7 separate regions of the Homo sapiens genome follow, and regions 1, 3, 4, 5, 6 and 7 are each linked to region 2. Evidence: chromatin loops called from intact Hi-C (ENCODE). Cell type or tissue: endothelial cell of umbilical vein. All regions are shown on one strand.

Region 1 (4,000 bases), 110 kb before region 2:
TGTGATCTGTTTCAGTGTCAAGAAATAGGCACATTTTCTTAATACAGCATAATCTATTCCATGCTAATACAGTGTAATTCTCTTCTACAGAATTCATGCTTTACACATTAATGTACTGAAAGGTGTCAGTGTCACTTGCCCCACATTCCTCCTCACCCCACAATTCTGCTCACCCTCCAGTGGACTCCAGGCTGTCCTCTGGACCCAAAACCCATGGTTAGGACACTCAGGATCAGTCAGGACCATGGAACCATAGATAGCAACACGAAGCCCTACAGAAGCTTTTGAAGGCTGCTTTTCTGTCTGCTGGGTACATCACTTTCCAGAGGGGCATTTCAGATTCTTTCTTCCCATTAGAGAAAAAGGGGATACAAGAATTTGTAACCTTTTTGTGCAAGAATTACACATACCCTCTACCTTGTTAGGGTCTGTGGTGGGGAGGCAATGAGGGGAGTGGGGTGAAGGGAATTGGTTACAGAAACAAACTTCCAATTATAAAAACAGGATAGCACAAACATGTCACAGAAGTTTTGAGTAAGGAGAAGGTAGGTCACTGAAATGCTTAGGGAAGGATTCTCCAAGTGCTAAGATGGGGGTCCAAATGATTGAGCAGGATTTGGGTAGATGGAGAGCCTGGGGACAGGGAAGGAGAGGGAGGGCATTCCTAGCATTCCTGAGTGGAGGGTCAGCAAAGGCCAGAGCTAGGAATGGACACAGTTTATGTGGGGTCAGGGCTCCCACATGACCACTCTCTGTCCAGAGGGGAGAAGTTAGTGCATGAGAGCCTTGTAAACACTGTGCGTGCACATGTGTTTGAATAGAAATCATTGTTTGCCCACCCTGCCTCTGAAATACCTTTGCCTCCCTTTCCTTAATCTGAAAAATATAGCATTGAGTATGAGTAATGACGACAATATCTCACATGTATGAAAGCGCAATTTAAAAGAGGCTTTCATATCTTTGCCTAATTTGTGACATTATATCGCTGACTCATTTGAAGCGCTGCAACATATACCCACTTCTTGAGGTGTGAGGAATGCTTATCAGTTTAGTGTTGCATTTGTAAAATGCCATTTATTTAAAAGTATTGCTAAAATATTCCTTGTGTGCTCTAAGGAACTAGTAAGATTCTACATTTAGTACTTATTTGCTTTCAGAAGTGTGCTTCCTCCAGAAAGCCTGAGGAGGAGAAGCAAGAACATCTATCTTTTTATTAATTTATTTATTTAGAGATGAAATCTTGCTCTGTCACCCAGGCTGGAGTGCAATGGCGCGATCTCGGCTCACTGCAACCTCCGCCTCCCAGGCTCAAGTGATTCTCCTGCCTCAGCCTCCCAAGCAGCTGGGACTACAGGTGCCCACCAAGATGTCCAGCTGTTTTTTGTATTTTTAGTAGAGATGGGGTTTCACTAGGTTGGCCAGGCTGGTCTCGAACTCCTGACCTCATGATCCACCCACCTCTGCCTCCCAAAGTGCTGGGACTACAGGAATGAGCCACTGTGCCCAGCCAAGAACATCTGTCTTTCAGAAGCACAGGGACTGAGCAGGGTGAGTGAGCTGTTGCCATTCCAAATCTCCTATTTCAACACCAAGGGTGGAAAGGAGCTGGGAATGTGGGGTGCAGGAATGCAACCCCAGGTCCCCAACTTCCCAACCTGTCCAAATAAGGGAAAAGCACCATTCAGCAAAACCAATCTAACAATCTCCAGCTAGAAGGGGCTGAACCAATATTTTTCCATCTGTTTGTTGAAAGCTCCATGCTGTGGGGTATCATGAGTGCGTCTTCCTTCTCCGAAGTTGTCCCCACTGGGCTGTGATATAAAGCAAGCCTGTGGCCCCGGTGTGTGGAACAAGGTATTCTTGAAGACTGTTTAGATTTGCTGGGAATTTCCTGCTGCCCTGGAGACTCAGGAAACCAGGGCTATGCCCAGGTCACTGCCCATGACTGGTGAAGGAATGTGACTCGACCCTGAGGTTTAAACTTCACAGTTGAAGAGAGGATTCTGAGTTTTAACTTTCCAGGTGAGGAGTCACTAAAAAAGTACTGTATTTTTTCAAGTAACCACCCTTTTTTGAATGCTTACTATAAGCCAGGTTCTGTGCTTAGTTGAGAGTTTTCCACCATCTAATCCTCAATAAGATACATGTTATTACTCCATTTCATACGTGAGAAACCTGAAAACCAGAGACGTTGAGCAGCTTACCCAAGATCTTACAGCTAATAAACTACAGCACTGTGACTTTCACATAGGTTTCTCTAACTCTCCTTAACTGTTCTTGTACGTAAATCCATAATTTCATTCAATGAATTGTTACTAAGTTCCTATCAAGTGCCTGGGGCTGGAAACATACCTGTGAATAAACAGACAAAGCTATGGCTTTCGTGGACGTTATATGCTGGTGGATAGAAGCAGAAAATTCACAAATATATAGCATGTTACGTGGTGGTAAGTGTCATAGGGAAAAATAAGCCATGGAACTAGATGGCAAGAACTGGAGAGCAGGCAGTACTATTTACAAGGAAATGATGCATTTGTGATGACAGGACATAAAAATGCTTCCCAACATGTCAAGAACAATTTCTAAACTCCTGCAGCCTGTCATAGCCAGCTGTGATGGCAATATGATGGCTCCCCAGCCAGCATGAGAGGAGTCCTTGCCAAATAGGTGTGTTTCAGCTTGTTGGAAATGCAGTCAGAAGGGAAATGTCACAGCACAGATGGACTGAATGATTGGGGATAATGATTTGATCCTGTGAGCTGACTTCCCCTTACCTTGATTGGAAATGAATTCCCTCCCCCTCTTTCTTCACAAGGAGGTTTTGAACACTGACCCCCACCCCCACCAATCTGGAAACCATTCGGAGACTCCCTGGAGGAAAGGGCTATGGACCTCTGTGATTGCTGATATTGTTTTCACTAAATATGACATGATTGGGAATTACCAGGGAAAACCACTACCAATAAAAGGATGGGTTTCAAAAGATGTGACGAATGAGCATTTCTAAAGATTTGCCACAAAATCTAGTTGATCAACTATCAATGTTTCTAAGCCATATAAATAAGCAGTTTTGTAAAGTAGTATGATTCGAAACTTTGAGATGGTCCTATGCTTTAGAAAACAAGTGACTTAATAATGAAACAATGTGTTTTGAGAGCATTACTTTCTCCAGAAGTAGCAAGGTTTGTTAACACCCACACAGATGACACACATAGATGACAGGGAGTTCTTGCATCCAAACAGATCTACCTAGCTGCCTGAGACACTTGGGATGTCAGACTGTAAACAGTGTATCAAAATCTTAATGAAAACATTCAGTAAAACCAAATATCCTTTGTCTGCAGTAGGGGGAGGCTTTGAAAATGAACCTCAACTGAAAATAATTTTATACACACCCACAAAATTCCGTCATGTTTTACACTGCTGACTCCCTTCTAACTCCTTCCAGCCTTTCCAAGTGTTTTTTTGGTAGTAAATACAATTTAAATATATAATTAACTTAGTAAGTAATTAATGTAATGATTATTTCAAATCTTATATTCTCATTTCATGTCACCTGGGTAAAACTAAAACTTGATTTTACAGAAACCAGTTTTTCAGAATTGATAATATCAATGGTCTTGTTTCTATTATAAATTTGTACACATAAGACTTCACAATCTTTCCCTGCTTCAAAGAGAGAAGTTAAGGTGAGTTCTTCAAATATATTAGCATTGTAATTATAATATAGAGGAAGACACAGCTTTTGAGGCCATTTAAATTTTGCTCTGTATGTCTTAATTACTTAATGAAATTCTGGGAACAAAATGGTGCAATAAAACCCAAAGTGGTGGTAGTGATTTAATTTACTATCATTTTATAAACTCTCCTAAATCTGTACAATCTAATTTGAAAGCTACTAGCCACATGTACCTGTGAAGCATTTGAAGTGCGGCTGCTATGAATTGAAACTTGCTGTAAGTGTAAAATGCACACCAGATTTCAAACACTTACTATAAAA
Region 2 (4,000 bases):
CATGGTACAGTAGGCAGGAGTGCAGCCGTGCTCCCAGGAGGGACAGCATCCAGGAGCTGGGAGACCACAGGACAGCCAAGGATACAGGGCCTGTCACCCATTGCTGCTTCTATTTGGATCTTCTTTCTTGAAATATTTTTTTCCTCTCTTCTATTCAATCCTCACAACAGGTAAAGGTGGAAGCTCATAGTGACCAAATTCACAGTTGGAGACAGACTTTGTGTGCATGTGTGCATGTTAGTGTGTATGAGTGTGTGAGTGTGCATGAGTGCGTGAGTGTATTTGCTTGTTAGTGCAAGTGTGCACCAGTGTGTGAGTGTGCATGTTAGTGTGCGTGAGTGTGCATGTTAGTGTGCATGTTAGTGTGTGTGTGCATGTTAGTGTGTGAGTGTGCATGTTTGTGTGTGCATGTTTGTGTGAGTGTCCATGTTTGTGTATGTGTGCATGTTAGTGTGTGGCATGTGTGAGTGTGCATGTTAGTGTGTGTGTGTGTGAGTGTGAGTGTGCATGGTTAGTGTGTGCGTTAGTGTGAGTGCATATTAGTGTGTGTGTCCGCATGTTAGTGTGTGTCCGCATGTTAGTGTGAGTGTGCATGTTAGTGTGTGTGTGCATGAGTGTGTGATTATTTGCTTGTTAGTGTGAGTGTGTACCAGTGTGTGTGTACATGTTAGTGTGTGAGTGTGCATGTGTGACTGTATGTGAGGGTGCATGAGTGTGTGTGAGTGTGAGACTTGTGTGTATGTTAGTGTGCATGTGAGTGTGCATGTGAGTGTGTGGGTGTGTGAGAGTGTGAGTGCACAGGATGCTTTTCTGCTTTGATTCCCCATTCCCAGAAAAGGGCGTTGGCCCTGAACTTGGGGCCAGGCACCCAGCCTGGGCCAGGCAGCTGTGAACAGCAGAGCTTGGTCATGTTGTCCAAGCTGAAATGTGGGTCCCGCTGTTCTGAGTGGGCAGAAGAGCCAGGGGAATCTTTTCAAGCCGAGCAGATATTCCACATGGCATCTGCACAACCACAAATAAAGTTGTTTATCTTTGTCACTTTAATATTATAACAAAAGCATTATAAAAACAAGGCAGAAACATAATGAACTCTAAGGCCCAATAAATCTCTTGGTTAAATGGCCCTCGTGGTTTCTGAAGTTATCCCAGAATGGGATAATGGCAGAAATGAATTAGGTATAAACTGGACAAATTCTCACCTCTCCTGTTGTTTCTTTTCAGCCAATAGTTTCCTAAAAACTGGGTTATCAGAGACGCTCTTTTAGAGTAAAACAATTTTTTTTTTTTACATTTTTAAAAACAGAGCTTCTCTCCAATGAATGTCCAGAAAGACCATACATTTCAGGGCTGGCCTACAGGACATATTTCAAAGTGATGTGTAATGTCATTTTAGAAGAGTGAGCTGTTTTCTGTTGTTTTTTTTTAACTTAAAGACAAAATGGCCAGGGAAAAAGCTGCCAAGTCTCTGAGTAATCTTATTGAGGGTTCAGCTTTCTAAGTATGACCTTATGCTAGCAACAGCCCCTGAGTAACAAGAAAACAAGCCAAGCTAGGAAGCCTTGTTTCTATGAGACGAAATGGTAAGACAGCAAAGTCTGAAGGTGAATTCTAATTATGTAACATGAGTGAGTCATCAACGCCGTCAGCGATCACAGACAATGATGCAGTGACCCGCCGTCTCCCCACACTTGCAAAGCACAGAGGCTGTGTTTCTCATCCCCCGCTCCACACCTTCCTCTCACCCCTCCTTCCTTCCTTCTTTTCTATTTTTCTCTTTTCTTTTCCATTTTGTGCTGCATTACTCAGGGTTCTCAGAACCAATAAGATACACATATATATTTAGAAAGTGATTTCTTGTAAGAACTTGGCTCATGTGATCATGGAGGCAGGCAGGTCCCAAGATCTGCAGAATGAGTTGGCAAACTGGGGACCCAAGAGAGCTGATGGTGTGGTTCCTGTCTGCGTCTGAGGCTCTGGAACCCAGGAGAGCGGATCACATAGCTCTAGCACAAAGGCCAGCAGGTTTGAGACCCAGGAAGATCTGATATCTCCATTTAAGTCCAAAGGTGAGAAAAAGCCAATGTTCTAGTTCAAAGACGACCAAGCAGGAGGATTTCTCTCTTGCTCAGGGGAAGGTCCACCTTTTTGTTCTATTCAGGCCTTCAACTGATTGAACAAGGCCCACCTGCATCGGGAGGGCCACCTGCTTTACTCAATTTACTGATTTACACGTTAATCTCATTTCAAAACACCCTCAGAACACCCAGAATAATGTTTGCCCAAATGTCTGGACATCCTGTGGCCTAGTCAGGTGGACGCATAGAATTAACTATCACGTGTGCCTTCCTGTTCTCGGGTGCACTGGCCACGCATGCTGTCACCCATTTCCCGTTTATCATCTTTTCTTTACAGCCAAGTTTCTAGAAAGAGAAGTCTAGACTGTCTGCAGTTTCTCATCTCTCATTCACAAGTCAACCCAGCGGCAGTTGGCGCCTGTCCCCATCATTTTCTTGAAACTGATCTCAAGAATCTGCATAATCTAATTGTCAAGTTCTTTCCTCTGTTCTTTGTGTAATAACGCACCATCCTGAATCTCTCCTTCAGGCCTCTCTTCTCTGTGCGGCCCTCTAGGAGTGATAGTCCCCAGGATCCTACCATCTTCCTATCTATCTTTTTTTTTTTTAATTTATTTTTTTGAGACGGAGCCTCACCCTATAGCCCAGGCTGGAGTACTCACTGCTACCTCCACCTCCCAGTTTCAAGCAATTCTCCTTCCTCAGCCTCCCGAGTAGCTGGGATCACAGGCCCGCACCCCCATACCCAGCTAATTTTTGTATTTTTAGTAGAGACGGGGTTTCACCATGTTGGCCAGGCTGGTCTCAAACTCCTGACCTGAGGTGATCTGCCCGCCTCGGCCTCTCAGAGTGCTGGGATTACAAGTGTGAGTCACCGTGCCTGGCCCCCTATCTCATTTAACAAGCTCTGTCTGGCAGATGTTATAAGCTCTCTTGCTTTAACTGCCAGCTCTAGGCTCATGACTATAAAATCTCTGTCTTCAACATTCTCTCTCTCTGAATCTCAGACTTGGGATATATAACTGCTTACAGATTCTCTCCCCATTGGATAGTCTCCACATGAAACTGGAACTTAACATGCCGCATTCAAATTCACCATTTCCCCCGTAGACTTAATTCTTAATTTCTTCTTTCTCAGAATGATACTAGCATCCATGCAGTCTCCAGAGGTTTTATCCAGGAGACATTTATTACCAACGGCTCCGTCTCCCACCTTGTAATTCAAATCAGTTACTATGCTCTTTCGGTTCTCCTTGCTAAATATCCATTTCCTCTCCTCTTCACTGTCCCTGTCTCCAGCTTAATCCGAACCTTCCTTATAATTCTCAACTGGAGTATAGCTTTATAATGGATTTCTCTCCACCTCCATTTCAACTGCCCCTTCAATGAATTAGTGACTATTTTCAGTGTGATTCTTATGCAAGAAAATGTGATCGAGTTAATTCCCACTGAAAGCATTTCCAAGCCTACCCCATTGCCTTTAGGATACAATATGAAGACAATTGCAACAGTCCAGGAGAGAGACTGTGAGCTAAGACAGAGGCAACTGAGATGGAGACACAGGACAGAATGAAGGGAGCTGGGAGATCCTACAAGCTAGAAATGCCAAGACCCCATTACCCATGAGACGATCAGACGTGGGAGTGAGAGTAAAGGGAGATGAAGGAAATCCTCTCCATCCTGACTTTGATGATAAAGTGAGTCATAGTCTTGTTCTCTGAGCTGGGGAACTCTAGATCCTGACTTTCCTCAAAGCAAACAGCAAGTGAACTTACTTGGGTGGGGCACCCTGTCTGGGGAAGCAAAGCCTTCAGGAAACTCAAAGGTCTGCGTAGAGATGAATCAGAGACTCAATAACGAAGAAATAAAAATTAATACCAGATGGGTGAAGGAGGCAGTTGAAAGTCCTTGTAAATAGTCAGCAT
Region 3 (4,000 bases), 100 kb after region 2:
GAGCCGTAAGCTTCGGTTTAGGAGAGTGGCTGGATGTAGACATTGGCTCTCTGTAGCTTGCGCAGATATTAAATAACTCATACTCCTGTTCGGCCAAGGCTGAGAATATGTATCGGTGTGTGAATAGGCTGGTGCCGGGGTCCTGGCTACTAACAGCACTGACAAGCTGTGCCTGAAACCTAATCTCTATGGGCACTGAGGAGGACTGCTGGGAAGTCCTGACAACCAGTCAGGAGGACTCACCTGCGGTGCCCACATTAGCCCAGACTGTGGGGCTCTGAGAGTTTCCCCCAAGAAGCAGCTCACAGGCCAGTGTAGAAACATTAGCCAGCTGCTCACCAGGTGGTAAGAAGGTTACTGGGGCAGGAGACAAAGAACGCCCAGGACGACTCTCGCACGGGGATTTCTATCTGCCTCTGATCAAGCATGCTCCGGTGCTCCACTTCAGTGCCTCATGGTGCTCTTGGAGTTGGAAGTGGCCCAATTCCGAATGCCTTGAGCTGATTTATGCTGATTAGATCTGTAGCCCTTTGCCTTTCTACTGTTTTCTGTTTCTCTTCTTTCCCTTCTTTGTAGCCAGTATAATTGCACAGCTACCAACCCTCAGCTCCCATACAACTAGCCCGACTCTGTTGCTTCTGATTTCATGTGGGGGCTTCCCGATTGCTGAATGGGCCCAGAAGAAAGGGACAGACAGAGGCCAGAGTGGTCAGCTATCTCCTCACTTAATAATCTCAGTACAGCTCTGGTGGAGTCATTTCCTGGAGGTCATTTTAGTAAAAGGACCAGAATCTTGTCCTCTGTAACTCTATGACTTCTCTTGTAAAATACAGAATACCCAAAAGATGGGAGAAGAGAAACAGAGACAATTTTAGGATTATGACACCATCCTTAAATGGTTCCATGAACAGGGGAAACTGCTGCCTGATTTTTTCTTTATGTATGTGAACTTTTCATTGTTAGATGAAACCCAGCGCCTCCTGGAATATTAACTACCCAGTGAAACCTTCCCCTGAAATATGCACTCCTCAGTTTCCCTTTAGCTTCCCTGGCCGCTCACCTCTCTGTGTCTCACACTTCCTGGATCTCATAACTGTCAAGAAAAAGGACTTCAACCTTATTCTTGAAGAGTATCACAAAGCTTCCTGAGGACTGTCCTCTATGGCTTTATCTCTTTTAATTGCCCTGGCTAAGAGGAACCTGGCTCACAGCAGCAGAACTGGACCCGTCCCAACTACTGAATAGAGGGCAGATCCCTTCCATTGCACAGCCCTCCAGAGCGGAAAACACACAGGACCCGTGGCAATGGGGCTAGCACAAGGGGACGCGAGTAGTGCAAGTCAGCTGCAAAGAAATGAAAAGCACGAGGCTGAATGATCAAGTCCACGTTGCTAGAGAAGAAAATAGACAGCAAAAGCTCAGACAATGACAGCCGAAAATCCCACGAATATGTCATGGTATAAAATAAAGTCATGAACCTGCCCCATCCAATCCGTAATCCTTTCTTCCATAAATGAGCCCCACCTCAATGACATTAAGTGCATCCAAACATCTTAACAAAGCATTAGAGTTCACTTTTAGTGTTCCGAGGGCTTGTGCTGAATCAACAACGTCCCCGACTTCGCTGTGCTCTGGGAAGGGGGCAGACATGCGGGAATGGCTGCCCGCGTGCTGGGAAACTTTACTAATGCCAAGAAATGAAATCTTCCGAGCCTTTGAAAGGCCTCCAAGAATGTCAGCACGTACTGCCTGCCCACTCTCTGCTGAATGCCTACTTTGGCTGTCTGCTTAGTACTGAATGTGCCAGACAGGCCTTCATACAAAGACGGAGAGTGTGTTGGGCCCATGAAAGGGGAAGGCACAGCTTTTCTGATGTGAATGGTGAGATTCAAGAAGTAGGTGACGAAAGGGGAGGGCGAGGAGGGGCCCTCAGGAAAGGTATGCATAAAAGACCGAGAGAGAAGAGTTGGCATCCACCTATGTGTTAATAAATTTGTTGTCAAAGCTGGAGATGTATATGGCTGCTGGCCTATGCTCCACGCTTGATGGCATGTCTACATGCCTTGCTTGTGGATTCTCTCTGGATCCAAGGCTCCTGTCATCTGAGAACAAGAATTTCTAAGCCCTGCCAAGGCATATATATGTGTACTTCTATTGGCTTTTCAACTCCAAATATAAATGCTATTTGTACTGTGTGTTATTTGGGATTTTTCTTTTACTCTTTTCACCTCCAATATAGAACAATATTGAGAAATGTTCATTGTCGAACATCTGAATATCTCGGGATTTTTTTTTCCTTAAGCTCACTTTGAAAAAGGAAGAAAAATGTTTTGTATAGTGAACCATGCTCTAACTCTGTAACACTGCTACTCATAATTCCTTGGCACGGCATATCCTGCTAGAGGAAAGAACTCTTCTGGTGTTTTGAGCTTTTCCAAGGAGGCAGTCTGATGTCACTGGTGGCAGATGCAGTGTATATGTATCTGTCTTTTGTCTGCACCATCTGTTTTTCTCCTTACAGTCTATTGTTCAGATTTATGCTTCTCTCTTTCCAGGAAGTGTGCCTTTCCATAAGAGCACGGGCCTTAGGTGATAAAGGGACCGACCCAATATTCTAACACGGTTTCCTTCTCTTCCTTCCCTCCTAGAATCTTATGGCAAGGGCCTTATATGACAATGTCCCAGAGTGTGCCGAGGAACTGGCCTTTCGCAAGGGAGACATCCTGACCGTCATAGAGCAGAACACAGGGGGACTGGAAGGATGGTGGCTGTGCTCATTACACGGTCGGCAAGGCATTGTCCCAGGCAACCGGGTGAAGCTTCTGATTGGTCCCATGCAGGAGACTGCCTCCAGTCACGAGCAGCCTGCCTCTGGACTGATGCAGCAGACCTTTGGCCAACAGAAGCTCTATCAAGTGCCAAACCCACAGGCTGCTCCCCGAGACACCATCTACCAAGTGCCACCTTCCTACCAAAATCAGGGAATTTACCAAGTCCCCACTGGCCACGGCACCCAAGAACAAGAGGTATATCAGGTGCCACCATCAGTGCAGAGAAGCATTGGGGGAACCAGTGGGCCCCACGTGGGTAAAAAGGTGAGTAAATGACTAACTAAATTTTTGTTCCTACTTATTTTTTTTTCCCATTACACTTGGAGCATTTGGAAATGTTCCCAAATTAATAACTTGAAGCTGCCAAGAAGTAGATATAACCAATACCTTAGCTCAGGCATCATGTTTGCATGATTTTGCCATTCATCCATCATTCAGCAAAACTTCTTTGAACTACCATGTGCTGAGTACAGTTGATTTCCAGCCCTCCTAAGTTCCTGTGTCATCCTGGGTTACATGGGTTATTAAACTGTTTCTCTCCATCTTTCTCATATATCAGCTTCTAAGCCTTCACTCTGTGCTCAGATCGTTTCCTATCTTTTCTGTTTCTTCATTGAGTGGAACAAACACCAAATCTCGTACAAGCCTGATGATGCAACAAGGATCCTCCCTTGGCCAAAAGCTGAATCATGACCTCAGTGGCCTGGCTGGACAAGGAACCCACCCAAAGTAGCGAGAGTGAGGAAGCTGGGAGTATGTCATGCTGACCAACTCGTTCTATAGAGTTATCAGCTTAGTTTGACTCATTTAAAAATGCACAGATACTAGTGGAATTGGAATGAAGCCATCCTCCTGTCCTTCAAGTCATTCTTATAATAATGCCTGAGGCAGTGGGTGAAAACAGTGGAGCTTGGATATTTAGGAAGGAATTAATTTAAAAATACAGTGTGGGGAGCTCTGCAACACCCTGTGTAATCCCAAATACTTTAGCAATTTGAGGTCAATAGAAATTCACTAATTGAACAATGAATGTTGAGCATCTAATATATTTTTGATGCTTGTGATACAGTGATTAATTAAAGATAAACAAAGCCCTGGTGATGCTTACATTGCCGTGGGGGAGACAGAAGCAACCAAGAGAATGCTAGGTAGGGACACGTGTTATCAGG
Region 4 (4,000 bases), 110 kb after region 2:
AAAAAGTTTTCAATTTTTAACAGCAAAAATTCTACTTAATATGGGATTATGGTTTGGGGTAAATGAAATCTACAAATGTTCAAAACCAAAAGCCTAAAAAGATCTAAAATAGTCTCATTTCTCTGCTTCAAAGATCAGTGAAATTGCTACCTGAGTTCATCCATTTCACAGTTGATCTGCATGGGAAATTATATGTGCTTCTCTGATTTTTCTTTGGATGTGTCGCTTTTATTCTAACTGCTGGAACTATTTGTTGTACCTCTTTCTGAAGATCAGTTTGGGGCTAAATTACAAGCTCCATCAGCACAGGGGCCATGGCTGCCTCCTGACTGCTGTAGGCTGAGCACTTGGTAGAGCATCAGCCCACAGATAGCAGCCCAGTGAACCAATGAACAGGTGGAAGCAAGAATCAAAGTGTTAAATGAGAGTTAACCTTTAATTAACTGAAAGGTGGTTCTGATCTTATCACACATCCACCCTCACACGCTGCTGCTCGAATCCCATGGTTCAGCTCATTACCATCTGGTATGAGAGGTGTCAGATTATATACAGTCATTTCCCTCGCTGAAGGACCTTCCAGAATGTCACTGCCTGTGTCCTGTAAGGGTAACTATTCATATACAATCAATGAGCACCTTGATGCAAAGCATGAGTGATGTAAAGAAGGGCTTATCTGAGAGTTTAACTTCTGTGCATTTTGCCCAATTTAGACAAGATTAGTTAACTCCTCTGTGGTCACCTAAGGAGGAAAACTAGGCTTTTTTTTTTTTTTTTTGAGTCAGGGTCTCGCTCTGTCACCCATGCTGAAGTGCGGTGGTGCCATCTCGGCTCACTGCAACTTCTGGCTCCTGGGTTCAAGCGATTCTCATTCCTCAGCCTGCCCAGTAGCTGGGACTATAGGCATGCGCTACCAAGCCTGGCTAATTTTTGTGCTTTTAGTAGAGACGGGGTTTTGCCATGTTGGCCAGGCTGGTCTTGAACTCCTGGCCTCAGGTGATATGCCCGCTTCAGGTTCCCAAAGTGCTGGGATAATAGGCATGAGCCACTGCGCCTGGCCTAACTTTTTCTACTGAGGGGCAGAACTTCCTTTGCATATGTTATGATTTACCTAGAATGCCTTTCCCTTCTATTTTCCCTGTGAACTCCTATCCATTCTTTAAAACCCACTCCAAGGTTCATCCCCCTCATGAAGCTTCCTCTCTGCAACCCAGCAGTTTCTCCCTTCCCTATGGTCCCAGAATGTGTTGTATATTCCATTGATCTCAAGGGCTTCTTAAAAATGGAATGGTCTGCCATTGCAATGTGTGTGATGGTCTGGACTGGGGTAAGTATTGCTTTGAGGTGGCACTTGGAAAACTGAAGTAATATTCAGATTTACCAAGATCCTATGACATCATCTTTAAGGACCATTTTCTACCTTCCAAAATGGGTCACGGCCAAATGTTGGCAGGAAATGATTCAAAGGTTTTAGCCAGGTCTTCCAGGCCCATTCCTGAAAGGTAATGTAAGAAACAGAAATAGATTAGCTACAATGTTTGTACCTTCCTAGACACTGAGTCATCACAAATTACACACATACACGTACATACACATACACATACACACACACAGACACCCATAAGCTGTTGGCTAAGGAACAAGGACTTCCCTTATTGGAATTTGAGGCATTGTGCAATCTGGTTGCCCAGAGCGACACTCAGATACTAGCCAACTAAGTGCTATATATTAGCAGCATGACTTGTCTAACAACAAGCAAAAAATAGGTTTAGAGGAAATGAAAGCTTCCAGAAAAGTTAAATTCTGACTTCACCTCACTTTCTCCTGTTCCTTGCCTATACACACACAAAATACGTACACACCCAAAAAATACTCCTAGGGCAGAGGGTACTTCGGTTTCCTCATTTATAAATCAATAAAGTACAACTATGTTCCAGAATTGTACATTTCTACATAAAGATAATCCTAATGTATATGAATTGTTTGCCTCGATACATGGGTTTTGGGGCTATGCAGAGAACTGTACTTGCCATCTAAAATGTCACCCCTGAAGTTTCAAGATACATTTTAATATTACACAAAACTGGAGGTCATTCAGCTCTTGAAGGGCAGGACTTTATGAGCTCACTTTGAAAATGAGAAGTTATCTTTTCTCAGACAAGTCACCCGAGCCAAAGCAATGAGCAAACTCTAACACCCCTCCTTAAAAATTAACAAAGGTCCTTTTTGTTTGGCCAGTGCCAAAGCCTTCAAACTCAGTTGCACTTCGTTCTAAATTTTATAGATAATGCATATTTCTAAGAGTGCATTAGTAACTTCTTATAAACCCACACCAAAGCAAACAGAGGTTAACCCTCCTTTTTCAATGATTTCATGCTAAATGACTGTGCTTATCAGAGTGAAGAGGTAAGAGACTGCTTTAATATGATGTCTGGCTAAGTAGGAGAACACTGTGAGAGAGAGAAAACAGAATAAATTTATTTATTTAATTTCATGATAAACAATATTCGTTGAACACATCTTTTTTTTTATTTTTGAGATGGAGTTTCACTCTTGTTGTCCAGGCTGGAATGCAATGGCGCAATCTTGGCTCACTGCAACCTCCGCCTCCCAGGTTCAAGCGATTCTCCTGTCTCCGCCTCCCAAGTAGCTGGGATTACAGGTGCCCACCACCTTGCCCGGCTAATTTTTGTATTTTTAGTAGAGACGGGGTTTCATCATATTGGTCAGGCTGGTCTCAAACTCCTGATCTCAGGTGATCTGCCCACCTCGGCCTCCCAAAGTGCTGGGATTACAGACATGAGCCATCACGCCCGGCCTGGTTGTACAAATCTTTAAAAAAAGACTTGCTTGACTACATTGTGCAAAATGCAGAACTAGAAACTGTCAGCAATCAAAAGCACTTCATTCTAACTAGCTGTGCCTTAAACGTTGTCAAGATAACTTCTAGAGAGATGTGCTGCTCCTGTTTAAAGTGTGTCAGTGCCACTCACATAGGACAATGTGTGTTCCTCAAAAGTCGGATGTAGGTCGGGCGCAGTGGCGCATGCCTGTAATTCCAGCACTTTGGAAGGCCGAAGTGGGTAGATCACCTGAGGTCAGGAGTTTGCAACCAGTCTGACTGATACCATGAAACCCCGTCTCCACTAAATACAAAAAAATTAGCCAGGCATGGTGGTGCATGCCTGTTAATCCGAGTTACTTCGGAGGCTGAGACAGGAGAATCGCTTGTACCTGGGAGGCAGAGGTTGCAGTGAGCTGAGATCACGCCATTGCACTCCAGCCTGGGCAACAAGAGCAAAACTCTGTCTCAAAAAAAAAAAAAAGTAGGATGTAACTCCAGTAACATTTGAAGAGTGCCAAGGAGTCCTCTCTTTAAAGGGATCCTACAGTATATCAGTTTTTTGAAGCAAAGAAGCCTTTAGCAATGCCACAATCGCCTCTGATTTATTTGATTAATTTTTGTAATACTTGGTTTTCTTAAAGCATGGCACACTTAAACCAGTTATTTATTGGAATAGTTTTTGTTTTCAAAGTCACTACCAATTGAATGTGCAGCCTTCACTGGTGTCATTACCCCATGCTTCCGTCTCATTTTGCAAGATAGTGTTAGAACTAAAGTGGGGGTGACCCCAAGGCGCCTTGAGCCTTGGCTCCATGTTAGGGATCCCATAGAGGTACTACCACCTGATCCTCTCCACAGCCTCGTGAGGTGCACCTCACAGCATTTGCTGTTCAGAGGAGGGAACTGAGGTCTGAGAAGGAAATTCACTTGCTGAAGTTAACTTGCTGCCTCCAGTGAGAGGCAGGATTGATATTTGAGCCCACGTCTGTCTGACTCCAATGCTAATGATTTTTACATCCCGGCTGAAGGATGATATTGCCAAGCCCTTAAAGAAGAAGGCATATTTGGACACCTCATTAGCAATTTGGGCGCTAAATCATACCCTGTTGGCCAGGAAGAATTAAAGTTGCTGCCCAGGGCTCCCACCTCAGGTCCAGG
Region 5 (4,000 bases), 55 kb after region 2:
TAACAGATATAAAGCCTGGTAGACACAAAGAAGTTCTTCTGTGAAATAACCCAGGATTCATTATCCCGTAGTTTCATATTGACATTTAGAATAATGAGAGGATACTCATGCAATTTTAAACTTGAAGTATTTGATTTAATTTTCCTTGAATTAACAGATTAAAAAATCTGAAAACTGAAGAATCTGATGAACTTTGGACATTTCTTCACTGCTAGAGATATTAGTTCTTAAAAGGTCCCTATAATTTAAGAAAATGTGCAAAACCTATAGAGCTGGCTGGGAGCAGTGGCTTACGCCTGTAACCCCAGCACTTTGGGAAGGCAAGGCTAGAGGATCACTTGAGCCTAGGAGTTTGAGACCAGCCTGGGCAATACAGTAAGACCCCCATCTCTTAAAAAAGAAACAAACAAACAAACAGAAAAACTTAAAAGAGCTGAAGTTATTGTTATTTTTAAACTGTGCTTTTCACTGTTGACTCCTTGACAGGAAAGATGAGGAAGTCAGTTAACATATTTTTTTCAACCTCTTTTCTTCTCTTACCAGTATGATTAGTTATATTAAAATACTTACTTGTGACCTTTAAATTCTTTTTTTCAGCCTTACTCCCCAAATTGTTTGGTCTCAGTTCTGTTTTAAACGAATCCACAGCCTCTCAGTTTCTGAGTTCTTTATTTTGATTCATTTTTTATTTGGCTGGATTGGTTTTCAAGACACACTTTTTATTTGCAAAAAGAACCCATGGATGCTGTGTTCCTTGAGGTTTGATTCGTTCCTAAATATCTGCCTCCTGCTTTCTTACTCAAGGAACAACTGGGCTAGAGATTGAATTCTTGGGGACCCCTTCTCTTGCTCAATCTTTATAGACACCACTCCACTATCCCTGGTGGTTCCCCAAGCAGTGACCTATGAGCGCGGGATGCTGGGGCATGTGGTTCCTCACAGAGCCCTGATTCTTCCTCTGGGGGCGCCATCTCACTCAGACTGCAGCCTGGGCATGCTCCTGTCACCTCGAGGAGGTGATGGGAGTCCAGCTTTTGTTGGGCCCCCTCTCGCCACTGCCCAGCCCCTGGGCTCAATCTGCATTTCCAGTGGGGAGGTAGCCGGTTGCAAAGCCCCTTCTCCATCTACAAGAATGGCAGCAGAGGCTGACCCTCCTTCCTTGCCCCAGACCTGCCTTCCACATCCGGGGAACTCTGATGGTTGCCGTTTCCCTTCTTCCATGAAGGAGGCTCTACCACTGTCCCTATTTTAAAGATGAGGACACTGAGACATAGAGGAATTAAGGAATATGCCCGTGTTCAGATAGCTAATAAGCTCAAGTCTAGACTTGAACCTAAGAAGACTAAGAGATGCTCTGATATCTACATGGATTATTGTGAGAGAAATGGTCTCTATCTTGACTAAGGTTTGCAAGGATGTAGGCTTACAGAAGCATACATTAAAATTTGGGTTAGGACTAAGAACAAACTTCCTTTCTTGAGAGCAACAGGGCTCAGTCTACCAAAAGAGGTTATAAGTACCCTGTGTAAATGTCCCAGACAAAAATGGCACCTATGCACATGTGACCTCATGGCACCTATCCACGTGTGACACCCTTCCAGCCAACCAAACAATGACCTCATGATGTCAAAGGCCAGGAATGTGAATTGGGAAGGCGAAAATAACAGCTTGCTTTCACTTTCCAAGCACAAGCCAGCCAGCCCAAGACGTTTCTCTCTGCCATGTGCTCCCTGCAGTTCAAGAGGGCCATCCATGCGCCAGACAGATTAAACACTAAAGGAATTCTAGACGATCACTCCTGGGAGGGTTTTTTTCCACTACTTTCTAATCCAATGAAGCCTGGGCTGGCAAAGGCAGTTGAATTGAGAGTGGCTAAATATGCAGAGTCCTTGGAGGTTAGAATACAGTCTGTCTACCAAGAGAAGGCATTTTGCCTTCAGTCTGTCTGGATTTCTAATATCTACTGCAGACTATTAATCATGAAGGCCAGACTCTTGAACCTCTTTGAGTTGTTTCACATTTAATCAGAATCCTCCCCCTTACACACACAAAAAAGCTACAAAATCCTGCCTGGTTATCTGATTTAAATGAATTTTAACATTCAAACAATGGTTTATCTGGAACATATCCCCTGCATCGAACGTATATTTAATAGCTTTGAAATAAAGTCAAACAAAACCAAAAATGCAATTACTATGCATGTCATGAAATCATCAGAATTAAAAATTAGCCAAGGTCATATTGTTCATTTCCTTTAGATTTCCTGTTAAAACACTGGTTACCCCAGATTTTCACCATCAGGAAATGGGAAAAAAATTGAATAACTCATTTTCTATAAGACAATTTCCATCAAATTGTATTGGGTGAGAATTTGGCCCAGAATTTACACTTTAATGTATGATTTTGCATTTTAAATGTCATCTGATTTTATTTGTGATTTTCACATTAAGCAGATGTCATAATTTACCTGAATTCCATGAATAGCTCTGTTCATCCACATACCCATTTTCCATGTATTTAACTGAGCTTTAACTTATTTTATTCTTTTAATGAATGTATACTGTGTTTAACTCAGACTTTTCTATTTTGGCTTTCTGAGATGTGAGGATGGAAATGCTTTTCTCTAAGAACCCTATTCTGGGATAGGGAAGCCAAATTGGAAATGTGGAGCCACACTGATATACAGCTTCCAGAATAGTCATATTTCCCCGTTCCAACCACACATAAATTCCTAAACTTGCTTCACACAGAGAATCTGGGAAGTGAACAAAGCCTATGTTTTCCCTCTTCTACTCTCCAAAGTGTGGGTTGTGTGTTGGCACCTTAGGACAGGAAGGGAATTTAGACCGCATGCTCTTGATTGCACAGTCTGGGAGGGTATGGGGTGGTAAGGAGAGCAAATGTTCAGCTAGGCCAGTAGAATGTTGCCACCAATCTGTCACTAACGCAGCTGCCAAAATTTTCACATTGCCGAGAAAGTAAGTCTTTAAAGCAAAGGCTCTTTGTGCCTTCTTTTTGGAAGTTTCTTGCTAATTTCCTCCTCTGCTTCCCTGGCGATCTGAGAGCTAGAGCTTTTGTACCATCAACTCTCAGCAAATAGAAGCTGGGCCAGCAGGCTGCAAAGCAAAGGGTCTCATTAAACCACAGCCCTTTGCAAGTCAGGTCCGGGCACATGTTTGGCATCAATTTTCTACACTGGGGCATATTCCAAAATACATAAGGCTCTCAATTTTTCTGTTTCTTTAAAAGAAATTCTCCAAAGTCAGATAAAGTTAAGGAATTTGAAAGGTGTTTAAGGTGGAGGTTTCCACTAGGAATAATTATTCCAAGGAGCTGAGTTCCAAATTTGACATCCTCAGGGTAAGACGAGAATCTAACACATCATAGCAATAATGACTGTCTGGTGGTCTGCAAGCTTCACCGCTGGGCCGAAGTGCTCTTTCACTGCACACAGACTTTTAGTTGTTTGGGAATTTTAGCAGAGCAAAAACAAGGGGAAGAGAGAAAATAAGGTAAAAACAAGGTTCAAGTTGTCACAACAGCCATATATTCTGGATTTTCCATGATCCGCATCCATATAATCTCTCTGATTGTTCCCATAAAGGTAGTCATACTCACTAGAATTAGAAAAGTTAAAAGCATAAACTTGGTATAGTTTATAACAGGTAAGACACAACTCTATTGTTCTTTGAGAGCAATGATTGTGCCATATTTATCTTCGTGTTTCTAATGACTTGCACATGACAAAGAGCTCAATTTATGTTGAATGAATGAATTGAAACATAAATATGCTAATGAAAATCAACAGAAATATGGGAGGATAGTTATTGTATTAAGCATTATTGTTTTACCTCTATGACTGATTTTAACATACACTAAGAATGCAAAGACATAGGTTCTAATTGTGGTTCTGCAGAATACCAGGGAGAAAGTTACTTATCCTCCAAAGACTCAGTTTTGCCATATAGAAAATGGAGTTAATAACTTCCCTGACTTAGCT
Region 6 (4,000 bases), 120 kb before region 2:
GGCTGGTATTGATCTCTTGACCTTGTGATCTGCCCACCTTGGCCTCCCAAAGTGTTGGGATTACAGGCGCGAGCCACTGCACCCAGCCAAGACTGGGTAATTTATAAAGAAAAAGAGGTTTAATAGACTCACAGTTCCACGTGGCTGAGGAGGTCTCACAATCCTGGCAGAAGGCAAAAAGCACATTTTACATGGCAGCAGGCCAAAAAAAAAGTGAGCCAAGCAAAAGTGGTTTCCCCTTATAAAACCATTACATCTTAGAAGACTTACCACCGCAAGAACAGTATGGGGGAGACCACCCCCATGATTCAATTATCTCCCTCTGGGTCCCTTCCACAACACGCGGGAATTATGGGTGCTACAATTCAAGATGAGATTTGGTTGGGGACACAGCCAAACCATATGAGATATTAAAAGGATACTAAGGAATATTAGGAGTAACTTTACGTCAATAAACGTGATAGCTTAGGTTAAACAAATTTCTTAAATGGCACAAATTACTACAACCCATTCAAGAAGAAACAAATCTGCATAGACCCCCATCTATGAAAGAAATTAAATTTGTAGTTTAAAACCCACAAAGGAAATTACAGACCCAGATGGCTTCACTGGTGAATTCCACCAAACAGTCAAGAGAGAAATAATATCAACTCTGTACAAACATTTCCAGAGAGTGAGGAGCAGATAACACTTCCTAGCTCATTCTATGAAGCTGGAATTACCTTGATAAAGACATTACAAAGCATTGTAAGATAAGAAAACTACGTATCAATATTTTTCATGAACTTAAATGTAAAAATCCTAAACAAAAATTTAACAAGTCAATCTAACAACAAATGAAAACGATAACACACCATGACCTAGTGAGGTTTATCTCAGGAGTGCAAGAGTGGTTTAACATTTTAAACACAATTAATGTAATTCACCATAACAAACAAAAAAAGAAACATCGTGATCATCTTTGTAGATGCAGAAAAAGCCTCTGACAAATCCAACCACCATTCCTGTTAAAACATTTTAGCAAACTAGGAATATAAAGGGCTCTCCTCAACCTGATAAATGGCATCAACAAAAAAGACCCCTAGAACTAACATCAAACTTAATGATGAAAGACTGAATCCTTTCTCCAAACATGAAGGAAAAGACAAGGATGCTTGCTGCAACCATTTCTATACAACATTGTATTGAAGAATCTAGCCAGTATAATAGGGCAAGGGGAAAAAATAAAAGGCATCAAGATTGAAAAGGAAGAAAAATTTTTCTTTTGCAGGCAATATAATTGTCTATATTTAAAAGTCAGTGTGATCTATAAAAAACTACTAGAACCAGTAAGTTAGGGTAGCAAATTTTAGAATATAAAATCAATATACAAAATTTAATTGTATTTCTATAAATTAGCAATGAACAATTGGAAATGGAAAAAACTTTAAAAATGACATCATTTACAATTGCGCAAAAAAAACGAAATAAGTAGGGATAAATCTGACAAAATATCTGCCTTGAAAATGATGCAACTTTGCTGAGAAATTAGAGGGGAAAAAATGAAGAGACTTTGTTCCTGGGTCAGAGGATTTAGTATTGTTAAGACATCAATTTTCCCCAAATCTCTCTGTTGAATCAATATGATCTCAATCAAAATCCCAGATGCATTTTTTATCTCTTTTCTTTTTTTCAGAAAATGAAAGCTGATTCTAAAACTCATTCAGAAATTCAAGTGACTTAGAGTATCCAAAGAAAATGTAGAAAAGAAGAACAAAGTTGAACACTACTACTTCGTTTTGAAATGTAGGATATTACCAGTGGGGGTAAGAAGAAGAACAAAGCCTGAATAGTAAGCTTTCTCAAAGTTTCTTCAAATAAAAGGGTGTAAAACACCTGTTGTGTTGGGATATAGTAAAAGATAAAATAGACTGGTGTGGCCTCACGTCAACTGGCAAAGTATCAAACCGACTAAACCAACTATTTACCGGCTATAATCAAAGTCTATTGGGCAGTGAAGGGTCTTGAATATTAGAAACAAGCTGCTTTCAAACTTGATAAATAAAATTTTTTTCACTTCCATATAATTTTTATCTTACCTACTTCTAAAAAAACTTGAAGTAGCTAACAATGAACTAGGAAAACTGCCTAAGATTCATGACCTTACTTTTACATATGTACTTTATACTCTTGCATACTTCCTCAATTCTGCTTTGATTAGAGGGGAGATTACTGAGTGACTTCCATTTGACAATACTAAATAATAGGGAACAAACTCAAGTCTTACATACATTTTCCACTGTCTAGACTTCTTATTTTAGATCCATCTAATGCATGAAGGACAATGGGACATTTTCCAAATCTAGGAGGAGCAACATGTAGCTGTCGTCATAGTCCTTCTTATGTTAGGAAACTTCCTATCATTGTTCCAAGAAGGCAAACACTTGAGAACCACAGTGCAGGAAATTAATGGTTTCACAGAGTAAAAGGCCGTTTGCCATGCAGACCACAGTATCATCAAATGTCTTATGATGATGGCATCTCCTACTCAGCATCTTTGCTTCTTGAGGAAAGTTTGATTCTTTCTAGAGAAGAGACTGGTGACTGGGGATTTAAATTTTCTCTTGGAGTGAAGATTTTCTCCATATTTATGAAAAATAATAGTAGCAATAAATGATACTTAACGTAAGGCCTTAGGGCAATATTTCAGGTGTACCAATGCTTTTCATAGGAGTCAGAAAAATCTTATATATGTGAATCTTATAAGTTGAGGAGTGGGAGGAAATTTAATAGTATCTGAGCTTTAAGTATACTTCTTTAGGATAATAAAGAGGACTTTTCATTTAAAATTTTAAAATAATAATATAGAAGACAAACAAGCAGCTTACACTTTCTTCTTCATGGCCAGGATAAGTATCTTTATCTGTTACAGAGTTTGAATTTTGGAAAATTAAGGGTTGATTGCATTTGAATCCTGTACTCATTTGTATGCTGCCTATAATATCCTTTCAAAATATAAATGTTTTCTTTCTGCCCCCAACTGACTATTGTTCAAACTCCATAGTATGTTTCACCAGAACCTTCATGATGTGGTAAACACTGTTTACCTCTAGCTTCATTTCTTTATCACACACACATATACACACAACATGTTGTATTTTTCTCTAATTTACTCATGAGGTCTCTATCTCTAGAGTGGCTATGAACTCCAGCCCTGTGCTGATGGGGCTCCAGGGGATTTGACCATGCATGTTTAGAACGTGCCTTTCACAGGGTACTTCTTTATCCTGGCTCATTGCCTCATGACTAAGTGTCCCATCTGTGACCGGGTGTCCCTCAAACAGGAAACTCATTTATTCTGGAAGATGCCCTTGTGCTCTTGTCTAACTCGTGTCCAGTTTATTCCTGCCAAGATAGCCATGCTCTAGAGAGCTCTGACCAGGAAAGAAGTTAGGTTCAGGTGTGTTTCTCAAGTGAGATACAGAGGAAGCAACTCAACAACACACAATCTACCAGAAGCGGTGTATTCCTTACAGATCCCAGAGAGCACAGAGCAGCATGACTCACAGGGCCAATGGAAAGAAGGCAGCTATCCAGGACATCCATGCACGATCAGCAAATGGGGAGCAAGACACAGAGACACCTGTGGGCCAAAGCCTTTACTGGAGTCCAGGGCCTTCCCCAGTTAGGTTTCCCATGACGAGTTCTAAGTGGTGGGTTTACAGCAAGCAGATATGAGCTCTGTGGGGTTGTGCCGTGACTGAGAGGTGGTCACTGCACAGTCCATGTGGGGTGTGGGGGTCAGTGGGGTGAGTCAAGCAGGTTGTATCTAGCTGACCCATGGGGAGGGGGTCACCAGGAGGTGGTCATTTAAGGCAAATATCTGGAATAACCACTTTGAGGAGTTGAGAAGACAGAGAACTAGAAACCATGTCAAGGGTGATGAAGCCCTATTTTGGGTATGAAAAAGTCCAACTTTTATTCCAAATGGATGCTGAGACAACATAAAATTATAAGAATT
Region 7 (4,000 bases), 67 kb after region 2:
TGTGCAGGGAAAGAAAAGGCAAATATTCTCCAGCAATTTTCCTGGAGATGTATGACTTTTCAAGCAAGAGGAAATAAAAGTGAAGAATGAGACATATCCCCGATCAAATTTTACCTTCAGAAATATTAACTGCTACAGTACACTTACTCCCCGCAACCTCAATGGAGGAGGCCAGATTCCTACAAGCGGGGAGGCCTTGTCTGATTTCATTATATCTTTTCCTCCTTTGCAATCCTGCAAAGTGATACTTTCTCTTTTTTATCAACATGGGTTGTAAGTTCAACGACTGCGCACATTCATGAAAGTGCCAAAGAGATGGGAACCTGTTAGGACTAAAATCCAAGCGTTTTCTTTTGACCGTACCCTGATCCTTGTCTAGATGTTCTTAAAAAACTATGACCTGACTTTTTTATGACTCAGATGTTTGTAAGACCCCTAGATCATTAAGACATATTTAAACATTCTCGTGCCCCTACTCCTCTCCCACAAGATAATGTTTTGTTCTTAGGCAACTGCCAGGAAAGCATTAAAAACATCTAGCACAAGCCCAATTTTCCCAAAAGAATGATTTCTTGTTTGAAGTTTAGGAGAAAAAAAAAATACATTCCTATCACTTCCATTTCTGTGTCTAATTTTTATTTATTTATTTTTAGAATATGTAAAGTATGTATTTTCTTAGAATAGTTAGGCCCTGGGGCATACAACCAATTTACTCACAAACAAACCCTATATTTAAGAGACAGAGTTGTTTTTTTTTTCTGGGAAAATGAAACTGCAGGCTAGGAATTCATTTCTGTCCTCTATTTGTCATTTTCAACTTTGATTAGGATAATAATGCTTTGCTTGTGCAGAAGGCTCTATATAACTAAATAGTGTAAGTGACATGGACCTAAGATGTCTATTTCCTACCAGCTCCTTTCTGCTCTCTACAGGGTTTCTTTGACCATGGAAGGGGGTGCTTCCAGGAGGCATGGGAGGTAGCTGTGGGCTGTGTTAATTTGTTTAAAGGATGGAGAGCCATAGAGAATTCTATTAACATAGATCTTGCTGAAGCATTCAAAATAAGCAGAGATAATACATGAGTTACTGTGAAATCGGGACGTGAGAGCTGGTTCCGATATTGCAATAGGAAACTACTATTCTTTTGCTTGACTGGCATCCTCTTAGACCCTCCAATAACTCTTCTCAATTTTTATGTTCATCTGTATTCTCAGCTCCCAGTGAGCCAGAAAGTTCATGACATGCTCAGGCTGGTAGAAAATGAGAATACCAGTCAGCTCTCCAGAGGGCTCTGCTGGCATAGCTAAGAGCCCCAGGACAGACATGAAATGAAGATCTGGCTGAGAGAGCACTACAGCGCCCAGCTAGAAGATATTAACACAAGCTCTGATTCACATGGGACAGCAAAATATAATCTGTGTGTGACAGGAATCGACACAGCCTTCAACCCTGAGGTGGAGCGAAAGCACCCAGATATGCTTTTGCATTGATGGGAAGTGCAAGCAGAAGGTGAGGGGAGAATTTTGCCCATCACTCACCATCCCCCCCCACACACACATACATAGAGTCATGCCAAAGCATGAAGCAGCACAGAATCCCCAGCATTCAGCCATCCCTGGCACTGAGCCACAGAGAAATTAGTCAAAGGCTCTGAGGGCAGCTAGAGCACAAAGGGTCATTTGTTTTTAGAAACACCAGAAAAAGGACAATATTCTCCAGCTAAACCTTGCCAGCTCCTTGTTTTGCTTTGTTTTCCTCTTGTAGCTCTGATTCTAAATCCCTGAAGTGGTTGAACACTGTGTCTGAGGCCAGAAGCTTTCGTGGGTCACTAGAAAAGAGCCTAGTGAGGGGGAGGAACTGGACTGGAACGTGGAAAGCTGGAATCGGGTCTGACCTGCCCTGCCGCCTTGGCAAATCACTCCTACAGGTAATGAGTGGGCCTCAGCTTTCTCACAACCAAAACTGAGATCCTGATGTGAGTCCCGCTCACCTTAGAGAGGAGAGAGAAAACCATGACCGTGACCGAGGAAGATGCCTCAGGACATAACTTCTGCACAGGGGAGGTTGTCAATTTCCTCTGCAGTATGGATTTATGCTCCTCACCTAACCAGCCTGGACTCCAGTATCCCTATCTGTTTAATATTAAGCTCTCTGAAATGTCTCCACCATAGGTATCTCATTAGTAGAGGACAAGAGACAAAGGTGATTTAATCAAAACAGCCACCACCCCGACAGCAAAACACATTTACTGATTCCTAGAACCACTATCTTTCCTGAAATGTTAGTATGGGGTTGACCCTATTGGTTACATTTGAATTGACTTTTCCATGTTGAGAGAATTAAGGTCAAGAGAATGAACTAACAGCCAGCCAGTTTTTATACAACAACATTTTTGTATTCTTTCCATTGTAGGTTATATTTCTTTAAAGCTCAAATTAAACAGCCACTTATCCTATACCCCATCATCTCTTTAAGTCTCCTTACAGCAGAAAAATTCTGGAGACATTTTCAAAGGTGGAAAATCCAGGCCCAGTACCTAGAGAAATTAAAATATGGAACATTGGCTCAAAGTTCATAATTAAAGGTAGTAAGGAATTTGCAGGTGTGTAGTTTTATCCCGAAGTCAGTAAAAAGAATCATTTTAATGTTGTTAATCAGTGGTTCAGCCTGGGACCTTGTTAAATTGATTTGCAAATGGGAACTTTGAAACATCCTGGAGTGGCCAAGTGTAAAGGAATGAGAGACGGGATGTGGGGCTCTGCGCCTAAGCCACAGTACATTTCCAGCTCCTTTATCCCAAAGGAACAGTCATTGTCAAGCTCAAAAGCCAGGTCTGGACTCAGCTTACAGGTGTCTCCTGGGGACCTGGGGAGGAGCGATTCCCACTGGGTGAATGTCAGCAGAGAATGGTATGCCGGCAAAGGGACACCAGAGAACTCTCTGGTCGTAGGACGGGCAGCAAGACTGCTTCGGTAGATTCAGGACATGATTCTGGGCAGTTAGCAGCCTCTCTCCCCTGCTGTGTGTTAAGAACACTTGAGGATGTTTTCCCTTAGCATTTATGATGCTGAGGAAAAGAGATTTTGGAAACTACCTTGACAAAGAAATTAATGGAGGGTGACATGGGGATTCCAGCAAGGCCAACATACAATTGCCTCATTTTCATGGTATGTCAAATTAGATTTAGGTTTTGGCTACTGTGCTTGTCATGGGGGCTCTAACTCTCACCCAGGGCCAGCATCTCACAAAATTTTATGACTTTACACTGACTTTGACCTCCAAGGACAAGGGCCAGTGGGGAGAAAGACCAGCAGAGGCTCATTCCTCCTCTAGTCTCAACGTCTCTCTCCCTCCCTCTTTCTGGAACTTGTGCTCCTGAGGTGGATGTCTGACTGTGTCTTTGGCCACAGCCAGCCATTTGCACATCTGTTCCTGTGGAGTGACAGGCAGTGGGGGAGCTCACCGCCCACTTCAGGACCCAGACAGCCATGGTCCAGGCACTGCTGTGGGCTGGAGAAAGCTGGAAAGGACCTGCCTGTGGCAGGAATCTCTGGGCCCCTTGACCATGATCTCCACACTCACCACGTGTGTACCAGGAGGGCAGATCCAGACACAGGAGCCAGAAGGAAGCCCACGCGAGCCAACAGAACATAACCTCTGGGCAGGAAGAGGGAAATGCACTCTATTGCCCAGTACCCTAGCATGACTACCTACCATGAGCAGAGGTCTATCCAAACAGGCAGAAAAAACCTGGCACATGTACATTTATCAAACAGTTATGGAGCATCTACTGTACATATTTACCTAGTAGGTACTTGTGGCCAACACTAGCAGTCATCCTCTAATACCCATTCTCCTCTTCCTTAGTCATGAAATGACCACCTAGAATAGAGACTACACCTCCCAGCATCCCTTGCAGCTAGCTGTGACCATGTGACCAAGATCTGGCTAATGGGATGAGAATGGAGGTTCTAGGAGCACCTTTCAGGGAGGAGGCACT

What was found. Hi-C counts contacts between places; a loop is a spot of excess contacts. Peaks named below come from ENCODE experiments on the same cell type or tissue, not always from the same donor. Only the 100,000 strongest peaks of a DNase experiment are listed, where the experiment ranks them.
Region 1: a loop joins it to region 2, with 5 times the contacts of the local background. A loop is called at or near these places in 10 of 110 quality-filtered maps.
Region 3: a loop joins it to region 2, with 5 times the contacts of the local background. A loop is called at or near these places in 6 of 110 quality-filtered maps.
Region 4: it touches region 2 in a loop (8-fold over the local background); 6 of 110 quality-filtered maps call a loop at or near these places.
Region 5: it touches region 2 in a loop (5-fold over the local background); 18 of 110 quality-filtered maps call a loop at or near these places.
Region 6: it touches region 2 in a loop (8-fold over the local background); 5 of 110 quality-filtered maps call a loop at or near these places.
Region 7: it touches region 2 in a loop (3-fold over the local background); 11 of 110 quality-filtered maps call a loop at or near these places.

The regions. Positions count from the first base shown.
Region 1 is chr6:11,422,467-11,426,466 of GRCh38, reverse strand. The region is part of intron 1 of LOC105374928 (a long non-coding RNA gene); the gene reads right to left. All of the region lies in intron 1 of LOC105374929 (a long non-coding RNA gene), which reads right to left. Among named protein-coding and RNA genes, the nearest start is that of TMEM170B, 110 kb to the left of the region's middle. In endothelial cell of umbilical vein, no CTCF peak of the experiment used is centred here; no DNase peak of the experiment used is centred here; H3K27ac peaks cover 2,347 bases.
Region 2 is chr6:11,316,112-11,320,111 of GRCh38, reverse strand. All of the region lies in intron 4 of LOC105374925 (a long non-coding RNA gene), which reads right to left. It also overlaps a transcript of NEDD9 not described here. Among named protein-coding and RNA genes, the nearest start is that of NEDD9, 85 kb to the right of the region's middle. RefSeq lists an enhancer at 1,650-1,869. In endothelial cell of umbilical vein, no CTCF peak of the experiment used is centred here; DNase peaks (open chromatin) are centred at 1,611 and 3,811; H3K27ac peaks cover 3,380 bases.
Region 3 is chr6:11,212,376-11,216,375 of GRCh38, reverse strand. NEDD9 (neural precursor cell expressed, developmentally down-regulated 9) reads left to right here. Exons shown (of 7, transcript NM_006403.4): 2 at 2,649-3,095. Among named protein-coding and RNA genes, the nearest start is that of NEDD9, 18 kb to the left of the region's middle. In endothelial cell of umbilical vein, no CTCF peak of the experiment used is centred here; DNase peaks (open chromatin) are centred at 545, 2,495 and 3,505; H3K27ac peaks cover 4,000 bases.
Region 4 is chr6:11,204,953-11,208,952 of GRCh38, reverse strand. The region is part of intron 2 of NEDD9 (neural precursor cell expressed, developmentally down-regulated 9); the gene reads left to right. Among named protein-coding and RNA genes, the nearest start is that of NEDD9, 26 kb to the left of the region's middle. In endothelial cell of umbilical vein, no CTCF peak of the experiment used is centred here; a DNase peak (open chromatin) is centred at 1,552; H3K27ac peaks cover 3,620 bases.
Region 5 is chr6:11,261,273-11,265,272 of GRCh38, reverse strand. It overlaps a transcript of NEDD9 not described here. Among named protein-coding and RNA genes, the nearest start is that of NEDD9, 31 kb to the right of the region's middle. In endothelial cell of umbilical vein, no CTCF peak of the experiment used is centred here; DNase peaks (open chromatin) are centred at 1,722 and 2,272; H3K27ac peaks cover 1,170 bases.
Region 6 is chr6:11,437,555-11,441,554 of GRCh38, reverse strand. The region is part of intron 1 of LOC105374928 (a long non-coding RNA gene); the gene reads right to left. Among named protein-coding and RNA genes, the nearest start is that of TMEM170B, 98 kb to the left of the region's middle. In endothelial cell of umbilical vein, no CTCF peak of the experiment used is centred here; DNase peaks (open chromatin) are centred at 2,334 and 3,364; H3K27ac peaks cover 2,115 bases.
Region 7 is chr6:11,249,491-11,253,490 of GRCh38, reverse strand. It overlaps a transcript of NEDD9 not described here. Among named protein-coding and RNA genes, the nearest start is that of NEDD9, 19 kb to the right of the region's middle. In endothelial cell of umbilical vein, no CTCF peak of the experiment used is centred here; a DNase peak (open chromatin) is centred at 1,650; H3K27ac peaks cover 486 bases.